2 separate regions of the Homo sapiens genome follow, and region 2 is linked to region 1. A link is a contact called in ENCODE Hi-C or POLR2A ChIA-PET data. All regions are on one chromosome and are shown on one strand. Each heading gives the region's core, a stretch centred on a gene start or an enhancer-like site at or near the end of the contact. The rest is flanking DNA. Distances are from core to core; before and after follow the strand shown.

Region 1 (5,057 bases), core at 1,298-3,797:
GGCAACAACAGTGACCTGTTGACCAGGCCTGGGGTCTGGAGCCTGCACTACTGTGCCCACCACTGGGTGGTGCCCTCTGGACAGGTGTCCCTCTCGGAAAGCTGAACCCAGGCTCTGAGCCCGAAGGAAGGGTGGGGGCCTGGGAGGGCTTCATGGCAGGTGGAGCGAGGTGGGATGGGGTGAGGAGTGACATGAGGGGGCCCTCCCAAGCCAGGGGCAGGGGGTCTCTGATCACACCCCCAGGGACCCCTGCACCCCACCTCTTGGCAGGAGGATGGACAGCTCCTTGAACTGAACCCCAATGGCTGGGGGTCCTTTTTCTCTTTTTCCTTCCTTACCCTAGTCCTGGAACCCACGGTCTCTAATGCTGAAATTCCCAAATCACAACAGCTTGTGCATCCGCAGGAAGCTCTTCTTGTCCTCCTGTTCTGAGGGAGCGGGGACTCTCCCACACCAGCCGCCCTGGTGTAGATCGCATGGGCTCCACGCTGTCCTGCCTACCCGCTCAGCAGGGCTCTGTGTCCTGGGGTGAACCTATGGCCGCGTCTTCCCGCAGAGAGTGGGTGGTGTTGCCTCCTCTTTCATGTGTGGGGCCATCAGCCCACATTTCTGTAATGCCTAACCCATCGCTAACCAAAAGTCAGACATGGCGCTGCGGAGATGCTCACCTTCAGGTTCTGGCACCTTCCACCTGCCTTGGTTTCCTCAGCTGTCATGTGGGGTATGGGTAGGATGCACCTCAGGCATTGTTCAGGGCAGTGCTTCTCAAACTCACCCCCAAAGCCTCCACCCCCAACCCCCCCCCGAGGGGTTCTGATCCTGTTGGGGAGGGGAAGATGGGAAATTGCACCTCTGATCTACTCAGGTGTTGGTGGCTTCCACTGGAACCCCAACGTGAGACCACCTCTGAAGACTAAACCCACTGCTACATGCTCCAGTGCCAGCGGCAGGTGACATTCCCAGGGAATCAGCAAACCCTGCAAAGCAGACATGACGGTGGCCTTAAGTTAGGGCTCTTTTTTTTTCTCCAAGACACAAAAATGACTAACCTTTAGAAACGGGAATATTTATCTTGAACACAGAGAGGACCCTGAAACCCTGCAGGCCTGCCTTGAGCACCCAAAGTACACTTCCTCCATGTCCTTTCCGAGTGCACCTGTCAGTCTCTCTCCCTCCCTGTCCCTCCAGTGTCCATCTCTAAGACCCTGAGTCCCTCTCCCTCCCTTTCCCTCCTGTGTCCATCTCTGAGTGTCCCTCTCCCCCCGACCCTCCCATGTCCATCTCTGAGTGTCCCTCTCCCTCCCTGACCCTCCCATGTTCACCTCTGAGTGTCCCTCTCCCTCCCTGTCCCCTCATCTGAGTGTCCCTCTCCCTCCCTGTCCCCTCAGTGTCCCTCTCCCTCCCTGTCCCATCTGAGTGTCCCTCTCCCTCCCTTTCCCTCCTGTGTCCATCTGAGTGTCCCTCTCCCTCCCTGTCCCTTCCACGTCCCTCTGTGTCCCTCCCTCCCTGTCCCTCCCGTGTCCATCTCTGTGTCTCCCTCCCTCCCTGTCCCTCCTGTGTCCATCTCTAAGTCCCTCTCCCTCCTTGTGCCTCCTGTGTCCCTGAGTGTCCCTCTCCCTCCTTGTCCCTCCTGGGTCCCTCTCTGAGTGTCCCTCTTCCTCCCTGTCTCTGATCTCTTTGGATCTCTACTGGCCTCTCACACTGCAGCCAATGTCTCTGGTCTATCCACTCTGTCCCCACCCTGCTCCCTAGGTGCCCACTCAGCCCTGGCTGGCAGCTTTGGGTGCTGGTCTTACATCCCAAGACTGATGTTCTGCTTCCTTGGGGCGAAGGACAGGGCAATCCCTGTGAGGGGGTCAGTTCTCAGAGAAGAGATGGGCCTAGCTGACCCCCAGCTGGTGTCTTCCTCACAGTTGAGTGCATGCTTCTCAGGACTTCAGTAGAGGATTCCACTGAGCTGGGTGAAAATGAGTTTCTCTCTGTCCCCACATCATTCCCCTTTCCATGTTCCTTCCCATGGGGCTCCAGCAGCAGCCTCTGCTCCAGTCAGCTGTGGTTCTCAGTGTCCACCTGCCTGTCTCTCTGGTTTGGGGACAGCGTGTGCTGTGTGACTGTGATTCTCTGATGGATCTGAGAAATGTGGATTCTCCGCTCAGCGGTTTCGTTGTTCAGATGGGAATCCCTTCCATGCTCCCGACTGTCAGGGGCTCCTCCCAGACGTGGTGGAGGCTGGAGATGTCAATGCTAGCTGGGGAAGCAGCCAGGGGCTCCCAGGCTCTGGACTTGGGTGACCCTGTCCTGAAGGTTCCTGGGAAGGGGGAGAAGGCAGGTGGGATGTGGAGGGTTGGGTTGTATCTCCACCTGGGTATTCTCCCAGAGTCAGCAGCAGAGAGCTCCCAGGTAGAGTGCCAGGTGGCCAGACTTCTGTGAGGGGTAGGCACTACCCAGGCTGAGAGCCAGGAGGGGCCAGAGATGCTTTTGGTGGGATCAGTCCTTCCTGCTGGGCCCATGGTGCTGGGATTCTCTCCAAGGGCTGCAGGCCCAGTCTTGCTCATGGCACTCACTTTCTGTTCTCCATGCAAGCCGGATGTGAGACAAGAAACTCAGACCATCTCAACTGCTTAGTGCTTTCTTCCCCCAAAGCCCTGCGATGAGGAAGTGGGCAGTGGGATAGACTGCTCATTTGGTTGTCTGACAGGTCACGAATGGGCCCACCTACAACACAGGTGGCTTGGGTGCTGCCACCAGCCACAGCCAGGAGAGCAGGTCTCTAAACCTGAGGGAACAGGCCTTGGGCACAGGCAGACTTACTGGGGAATCTGGGCTCTATCCTGGGAGTAGAGGCAGCTTCTATCCCAAATGCCTGCCCTACAGCCCTGCCCTGCCTCTGGGAAATGTGCCTGCCCTACAGTCCCACCCAGATGGGAAATGTAGGGGAAATGCAGCCTGAGTCTAGGGACTCATGGTGGCCTGAGCAGAGAGTAAGGAGTGATCCTCAAGTATGCCCCCCACCTTGGAGGACCAGGAGGGTGGAAGGGGAGTTTAAAGTGCAAAGACAGGCTCCAGGCTGGGAGTTCTGGAATAAATACAACTTGCAAAGGGTTGTATTCAGAACATTCCTACAAGTCAACAATAAAAGACAAACAGCTTAGTAGAATAAATGGTGAAAAATAGAAACAAAATTCACAGAAGGAACCTGAATGCCTAATAAAAATATAAATGGGAGTTCAACCTCACCATGACAAGGGAAATGCATGGGCAATCCAACTTTACACTCAGCATGACTGCAAACATTACAGAGTCCATTAAAATGGTGAGGAGCTGAGCAACAAGACCCACTCGCAGGAGGGGTACAGAGGATGCCCTGTGACCCCGCAACTCCACTCACAGGAAATGCCTAGGGAATCTCTCACACTTGAGAATGACTGCTGCATTGTTGTAATATTGAGAAATTGGGGCCAACCTAAGTACTCACCAACAGGATGTTGTTAAATAAACTGTGATATCTACTCAATGGAATATCACACCCCACCTAGGGGAGCAGAGGAGACTGTGTATGGACACAGACAGCTCATGAAGGTAAGGGAGAAAGAAAAGCAACTCACAAAGATACTGATTTATACGGTTTACAAATACACGTACAGTGAAAAATGACACCATCAAGCCAGGCACAGTGGTGCACACTTACAGTCCCAGCTACTTGGGAGGCTGAAGCAGGAGGATCACTTGAGCCCAGAGGTTTGAGTCCAGTCTGGGCAACACAGGAAAAACTCTGTCTCAAAAAAAAAAAAAACTTTTAAAATGACCATATCATGGAAAATTCTGGAGAGCAGTTATCTTGGGACAGAGATGAGGCAGTTGGCGGGGCGGGGCGGGGTGGGGGGGAACAGGGGACAGGGGTGGTCACAGGAGTCCTAGCTGCTCTGAAGTCGTGAGTGGGGACAGCAGAGCCTGTTCAGGAGGCTGCTGACTGTCCAGGGCTTTGCTGAGTGCCTGGCTCTGCCAATGGGAGGTTACCAGCAGGAGAGCCTGGAGTGTCGAGGAGTCACCACGGCCCTGCACTCAGTTAATGCTCTACTGTTGCTGTCTGGATATCACTTGACTTTTGGGTGTGGTTGGTGTTGCTTTAAGTTTCTGGGGATAGCAAAAGCTTAAGAAGTGACTCTTGCCATCACATGGCTGACCACCTCTGGTGAGAACACTGGAGAATAGTTTAGGGGTGCCCGAGTTTCCCCCACTGCATAGAGCCTGGTGCCAGGGAAGACAGGCTGGACCTGGCTGTGGCCCCTTGAATGGTGGCAGGGAGACCACAGCACATCGCAGGGCCCTGAGGATGACGTGTATTTGAGGGGGCAGGGTTCTCCAGTAGCAGGTGTTGCACAGTGGGGAATGGTGGGTGCAGAGCTGGGTTAGTTTTAGCAGAGGTGTGAAGGTGATTCCTCTCTGAGCTGGAGGTGGAAGCAAATGGGAAAACGGTCTGGCATAAACAGACAAGCCCCGGGGAGGCAGACAGCGTCCACCACTACCAGGTCCACCTGCTTTAGGTATACCTTCCTACCAGGACATGAGAGCCCACAGTGGCTGGGGTCTTGTCATCAGGCACCCTGAATGCTTTCAGGTGGATGGTTTGGATCTCTCCTCACCTGGCTGGTCAGGCCAGGGAGGACAAGCTGTGGACCTAACAGGTGACCACTGTCCAGACAAGGCCTATTCTACCTCCTTGCCTGGCTGTCCCCTCCTTAGGCCTGTTGCCCCTTCCTCTCTAGACCCTCTGCCTGCCAGGTGTGTAAGCCTTTCTGCCTGGACAGCCTCATTGAGACAGCCCTAGACTAACAGTCACCCATATTGAGCCCAAGCCCACCCTGCATGATGCCAAGCTTAGAAATGTCACCCTGGAGTCACAAAATCCCTTCTTTGCATTACCAAAAGAGGTGGTCACTCAGGGGTGCTGGAATCTTCCCCACCTTAAGGCTTAGCTCCAGTCTGTAGCCCATTCCCTGACAGGTACCTGGGTTTCCCAGCCTTTGATGACCCCAAACGCTGTCTCTTCCCTAAGG
Region 2 (5,057 bases), core at 645-3,144, 260 kb after region 1:
ATAGTTAATAGATATTTGTTGAATTGAATGAGAATTACTGGATTTTTAGAAATAATGGTATTCATTGGCTCAGCATCGTGCCTCACACCTGTAATCCCAGCCCTTTTGGGAGGCTGAGGTGGGTGGATCACCTGAGTTCAGGAGTTTGAGACCAGCCTGGCCACCATGGTGAAATCCCGTCTCTATTAAAAATACAAAAATTAACCAGACACGATGGCGGTGCCTGTAATCCCAGCTACTGGGGAGGCTGAGGCAGGAGAATCACTTGAAACCGGGATGGGGGTTGGGGGGTGGTTGCAGTGAGCCAAGATCACGCCACTGCACTCCAGCCCGGGCGATAGAGCCAGACTCTGTCTCAAAAAAAAAAAAAAATGGTATTCATTTTTTGACATGGTACATCCTGCACACATCTGACACTCTTAGGAAAATGTTTATGTGTGGTAAGAACTTCATCAGAATCCCATAGCCCCTTGCAGGGCTCAGAAGTTGGCCTTTTGGGAGTGAGTGCTTTCCCGCACCCCTCCCCTGGCCCAGGACCCCTCACTCCTTCTGGCAGCTTCCTGCCCCTTGAATGTCATTTACAACCTTGCCCACTTACCTTAACATTTTAACCTTTTCCCCCTTATCAGTGACATTGTCATTGGTGGTCAGAGAATTAACTGTGTGTAACTGTATATTTGAGGCAAGGCAAGGGGACAGATATTTTCCTTACGTTATTAGTTGTGCAACAGAAGCCAATTAAGAGATTGGAGAGATGAATAACACTAGTGATGGGTTGCAACTTGGGTGTGGAGCTGGGCACACCCACGTACGTCATTGTGACTCAGAAGTCCCTGTCACCGCCCTGAGCCAAGTACTAAAGTAAGGCCCAAATACCACACTTACTTCATAAAGAAACCAAAGTCTGACTGCCTCCATTTCTCATGAGTGAAAAACTGTTTCTATTATAGGAAACTTAGGTCTTCAGTGTGTTTGATGGTAGCATGCTATTAGATTGTGTATTCTCAAGTCTGATTTTCCCCATTACTGTGCTTTCTCCTTTTCACTTCTGCTTTGTCACTTGGAATGTTTCTAGAAGTAGAAGTCACTGCCCCTGCCTACATCAGACTGCAATTCCGGGACATCCAGGCAACAGCAAGGGATAATTAGGAATAAATTTGGCTGGAAGAAAGGGAAAATGCAGCTTAGGCAGCCTAAACCAACAGGCTTATTTTTCTCACTCAGTAAGAGAGCTGAGGTCGCCTGACTCAGCTCAGGTTCTCAGTGAGCCATCAGCCACCAGGTGCCACCTTTCAGTGAGTGGGCTTCTATCCCTTCCAGGTGTCTCTTCATGCTCCATGGGAATTAGATGGGACATGCTTTGACTCTCTCTTCCAGAAGCTTTCTCTTCTTTTTGAAGGGGCTTCTGTTTGCGCTGGGTGGTCAATGACTCAGCCTAGTCTTGATTTATCCCCCAGGATGGGGACAGACAGCAGGGGAGAGATCTCAGGTTGAGATGAGTGTACAGTAAGGGCTGGGAGTATCAGAAGGGGAAACGCTCTCCCAGATAGTGACAAAGCTAAGCGACCATGTGAAGGGAGAGGACAAACATCCCATGGAAAGAAGGGTAGCTGCCAGGCCTGCGGGAAGGAAGGAGCATGATGCTGGGGCATGGGAGCAAGTGGACAGGGAGGGCTCTGCAGGTCCCCTGGAACCTAAAGCCAGGGGTTATGGAAGGCAGATCCAGATTCAGGTGTTCAGAGGATGAGGCAGGGGTGGGTAGTTTAAGGAGCTGGAGAAGAGGTATCTCCTTGGGGAGTGGAAGATGTTAGAGAGATACAGGGTTGCAGGACAACAGGGAGGTGGAAAGAGAGTGGGGGATGGACTGTGGCATCTGGGCCCCACCAGGAAGGAAGTGGCCCCATTGGTGACTCATACAGGGAGGGGTGGGGCCAGTGGGTGCCTGGGAGCTCTGGTACTTGGGCAGGTCTGGCTTCCTGCTGCCACATCTGTTGGGAGGTGAAGCCTGCAGGCCAAATAATGACCTTCATTTTCAAAGCCTTTTTGAATAAATAAACTTTTTTGAGGTTTAACTTACATATATTAAAATTCACTTGTTTTAAGTGTTTAGTGCAGTAGGTTTTGCCAAATGTGTGCAGTCACTACACTCGATACAAAACATTCTATCACTCAATTCAAAAACCTTTTAGTATACCTCCAGGTCTTGGCGCAAAGAGGGCTTGCTGTTGTTGGGTGTGGGGGCTCACCCAGTCCTGGAGACAGAATGGGCTCTTTGTCTGAAGGTGGGGCAGGGTGCTCCCCCAGTGGTGTGGGAACTGAGCCAACTGGAGAGTGAAGTGGGATGCATGGTGTAAGATGAATAAGGGAAAGGCTGCAGAAGTTGCATTCCCAGCATTTTCCTTCCCGGGGATTCCCAGCAGCTCAGCAGTACCGGTATGAACCAGTTTTTTTCTGACTGCCTCCAGCATGAGCTGAATTTCCGTCTGTGCAGTTATCCTCAGCCAATTGAAAATCACCTGGAGTTGTATTCCAAGCACAAAAGAAGGTCAGAGAGTGGAGGCCCGATGATCATGATCGCCCTGTCTCCAGGGCCTAGGCTGGAAGGAGTCCTGCAGCCTTTGTGGCTCAGGACCAGAGAGCTGACCTTGACCCTGACCTTGTGATCCCAGGCATCAGTGGCTGGAAATTCCTTTCATTTTATTGTTGAGCCCAGAAGCGCCCAGCTCTCTTTGGCAAGGTTAAGCTAGGGTAAGAGGCACTGTTACTAGAGTGACCAGAGTTCTTTAAGCGTCGCTCTGCTATTACTCAGTTAACCTTATTAATACCCTGCCTGGTGACTGCTGTGTGTAAATTCTGCCTGAGCCCACATCTCTCCAGTGGGAATATGATTGACATTCCAGGTGCTCTAAGTAAGTTGGAAAAGCCCACAGAGAGCCTCAGTAAAAGTTAGCTATACCTATCCCTGCTGCTATTGGTGGGTTTTTTTTGTTTTGTTTTGTTTTACTATTTTAATTGTTATTCAAAGCTAATTTTATTGAAAAGAAGTAAACTTGTGATTTTGCTATGACTTTTGGCTCTGGATCCAAAAGTGAATATTGTCCCCTAGGATAAAGGAGGCTGTCTGTACAGCTGGAGAGACTCTTGATCTAAGGTCTTGCTCTTGGGTGACTTTGCCCTGTGTTTCTGGACACTTAATGGGTTTTACGAAATAGAAGAAAATGTTTTAGGGGTTTAATAAAGTTTGGGTTGTGCTGTTCTCCAGTACTTACTGGGTTTGAGGGTCATGCCCTATCCATGAACCTGTTGTGGCCCCAGGGAACTAAGTAAGTGTCTACAGCTAGACTTGGGGTGCGGGTCACATGGTGTGAGGGTAGACATTCTAGCACTGGAGCAAGTTTGGGGTAAAGAAAAATTTTGATTAGGTTTTTTGTGGGTTTTTTTTTTTTTCTTTGAGACAGAGTCTCGCTCTGTCGCCAAACTGGAGTGCAATGGCATGATCTCAGCTCACTGCAACCTCCGACTCCCTGGTTCAAGTGATTGTCCTGCCTCAGCCTCCTGAGTAGCTGGGATTATAGGCACACACCACCACCCCCAGCTAATTTTTGTATTTTTTTTTTTTTTAGTAGAGACAGGGTTTCACCATGTTAGCCAGGATGGTCTCGATCTCCTAACCTCGTGATCCGCCCGCTTCAGCCTCCCAAAGTGCTGGGATTACAAGCATGAGCCACCAAGCCCAGCCTTTTTCTTCTTTTTTTTTTTTTTTCTTTTTTTTTTTTTTTTTGGAAACAGGGTGTCACTCTGTCGCCCAGGCTGGAATACAATGGTGCGATCTCAGCTCACTGCAACCTCTGCCTCCCAGGTTCAAGCGATTCTCATGCCCCAGCCTCCCAAGTAGCTGGGACTACAGGCCTGCACCACCACACCCAGCTAATTTTTGTATTTTTAGTAGAGACGGGGTTTCACTATGTTGGCCAGGCTGGTCTCGAACTCCTGATCTCAGGTGACCCACCCACCTTGGCCTCCCAAAGTGCTGGGATTACAGGCATGAGCCACTGCGCCTGGCCTGATTAGGTTTTACGTGACAGTGGTAGCTTGCTGTTGGTTCTTGCTGTGCAGGGGTGGGATACAGCCAGACTGACTCCTGCTCAGTTTCCTGCTGTATTCAAGGGGTTTCTCCTTTTAGGTCAGGTCCTCAGTTATTGGAGGCCTGGGTAGAGGCCAAGAAGTGCAGTCATTGGTCATCCCTGCTTTCACAATGAAGATGGATGTCCAATGCATGTGGTCCCCAGTCATCTCTGCTTCTAGAATGTATGGAGCTCTCAGTCCTGCTGGAAAAGCTCCATGAAGTCAGAAGTACCTGAGGGTGTCCAGTGTATTTGTGCACAGCCACCTTTTAGATCCCTGTGTCCTTGACAGAACCAGTCATGGACTGAGTGGGAGGCAGCCTTTACTTTGCCTAGGGAGTTGATGCTGAGACATCCTCTGTTTTCTCTCCTAAGAGTAAGTCAGTTTTTTCCTCTGGTGGAAATACTGCCTTTTCTCATGTTGGAGGAGAACACTGAGTTTTCATGAGAACCGATTTAATGGAGGAAGGTGAGAATCTCTTTGGAGATTCCAAACCCTGGGTTTCTTTAGCAAACATTTTGATAGCATCTGTTGAAAAGGAAAGTTTAGGCCCAGATGGTGGCTCATGCCTATAATCCTTGCACTTTGGGAGGCTGAGACGGGCAGATCAGTTGAGCTCAGAAGTTCAAGAACAACTTGGGCAACATGGTGAAACCTCATCTCCACAAAAAAATATTTAGTAAAAAAATTAGCCATGCGTGGTGGTGCGTGCCTGTGGTCCCAGCTACTCAGGAGGCTGAAGCAGGAGAATCACTTGAGCCCCGGAGGTGGGGGTTACATTGAGCCAAGATCGTGCCAGTCTACTCCAGCCTGGGCAGCAGAGCCAGACCCTGTCTCAAAAAATAAAAAAGAAAGAAAAGGAAAGTTTGCAGCCTTTTTTCATGTTCCTGATTGTTGGGTTACATTTGTATAAGATGCTTCTGTAATAGGTT

Evidence for each region. A loop is a pair of places that touch in the nucleus more often than their neighbours do. ChIA-PET counts read pairs that join two places held with the same protein, here RNA polymerase II (POLR2A). Pooled maps may share reads with other maps.
Region 2: a loop to region 1 is called in a pooled map, with 3 times the contacts of the local background. The contact joins two enhancer-like sites. A Hi-C loop is called at or near these places in 1 of 50 pooled maps. POLR2A ChIA-PET finds 5 or more read pairs at or near these places in 2 of 52 experiments (GM10248 and H1).

What each region holds. Positions count from the first base shown.
Region 1 is chr7:44,375,509-44,380,565 of GRCh38, forward strand. It overlaps NUDCD3 (NudC domain containing 3), which reads right to left. Exons shown (of 6, transcript NM_015332.4): 6 at 3,611-5,057. Among named protein-coding and RNA genes, the nearest start is that of CAMK2B, 52 kb to the left of the region's middle. RefSeq lists an enhancer at 2,471-2,660. Within about 2 kb of position 2,548, at least 6 of the 41 ENCODE cell types and tissues checked have a DNase peak (open chromatin) inside an H3K27ac peak, as active enhancers do.
Region 2 is chr7:44,637,462-44,642,518 of GRCh38, forward strand. All of the region lies in intron 2 of OGDH (oxoglutarate dehydrogenase), which reads left to right. Among named protein-coding and RNA genes, the nearest start is that of OGDH, 33 kb to the left of the region's middle. RefSeq lists enhancers at 565-1,075, 921-1,040, 929-1,456, 1,521-1,670, 1,985-2,512. Within about 2 kb of position 1,895, at least 40 of the 41 ENCODE cell types and tissues checked have a DNase peak (open chromatin) inside an H3K27ac peak, as active enhancers do.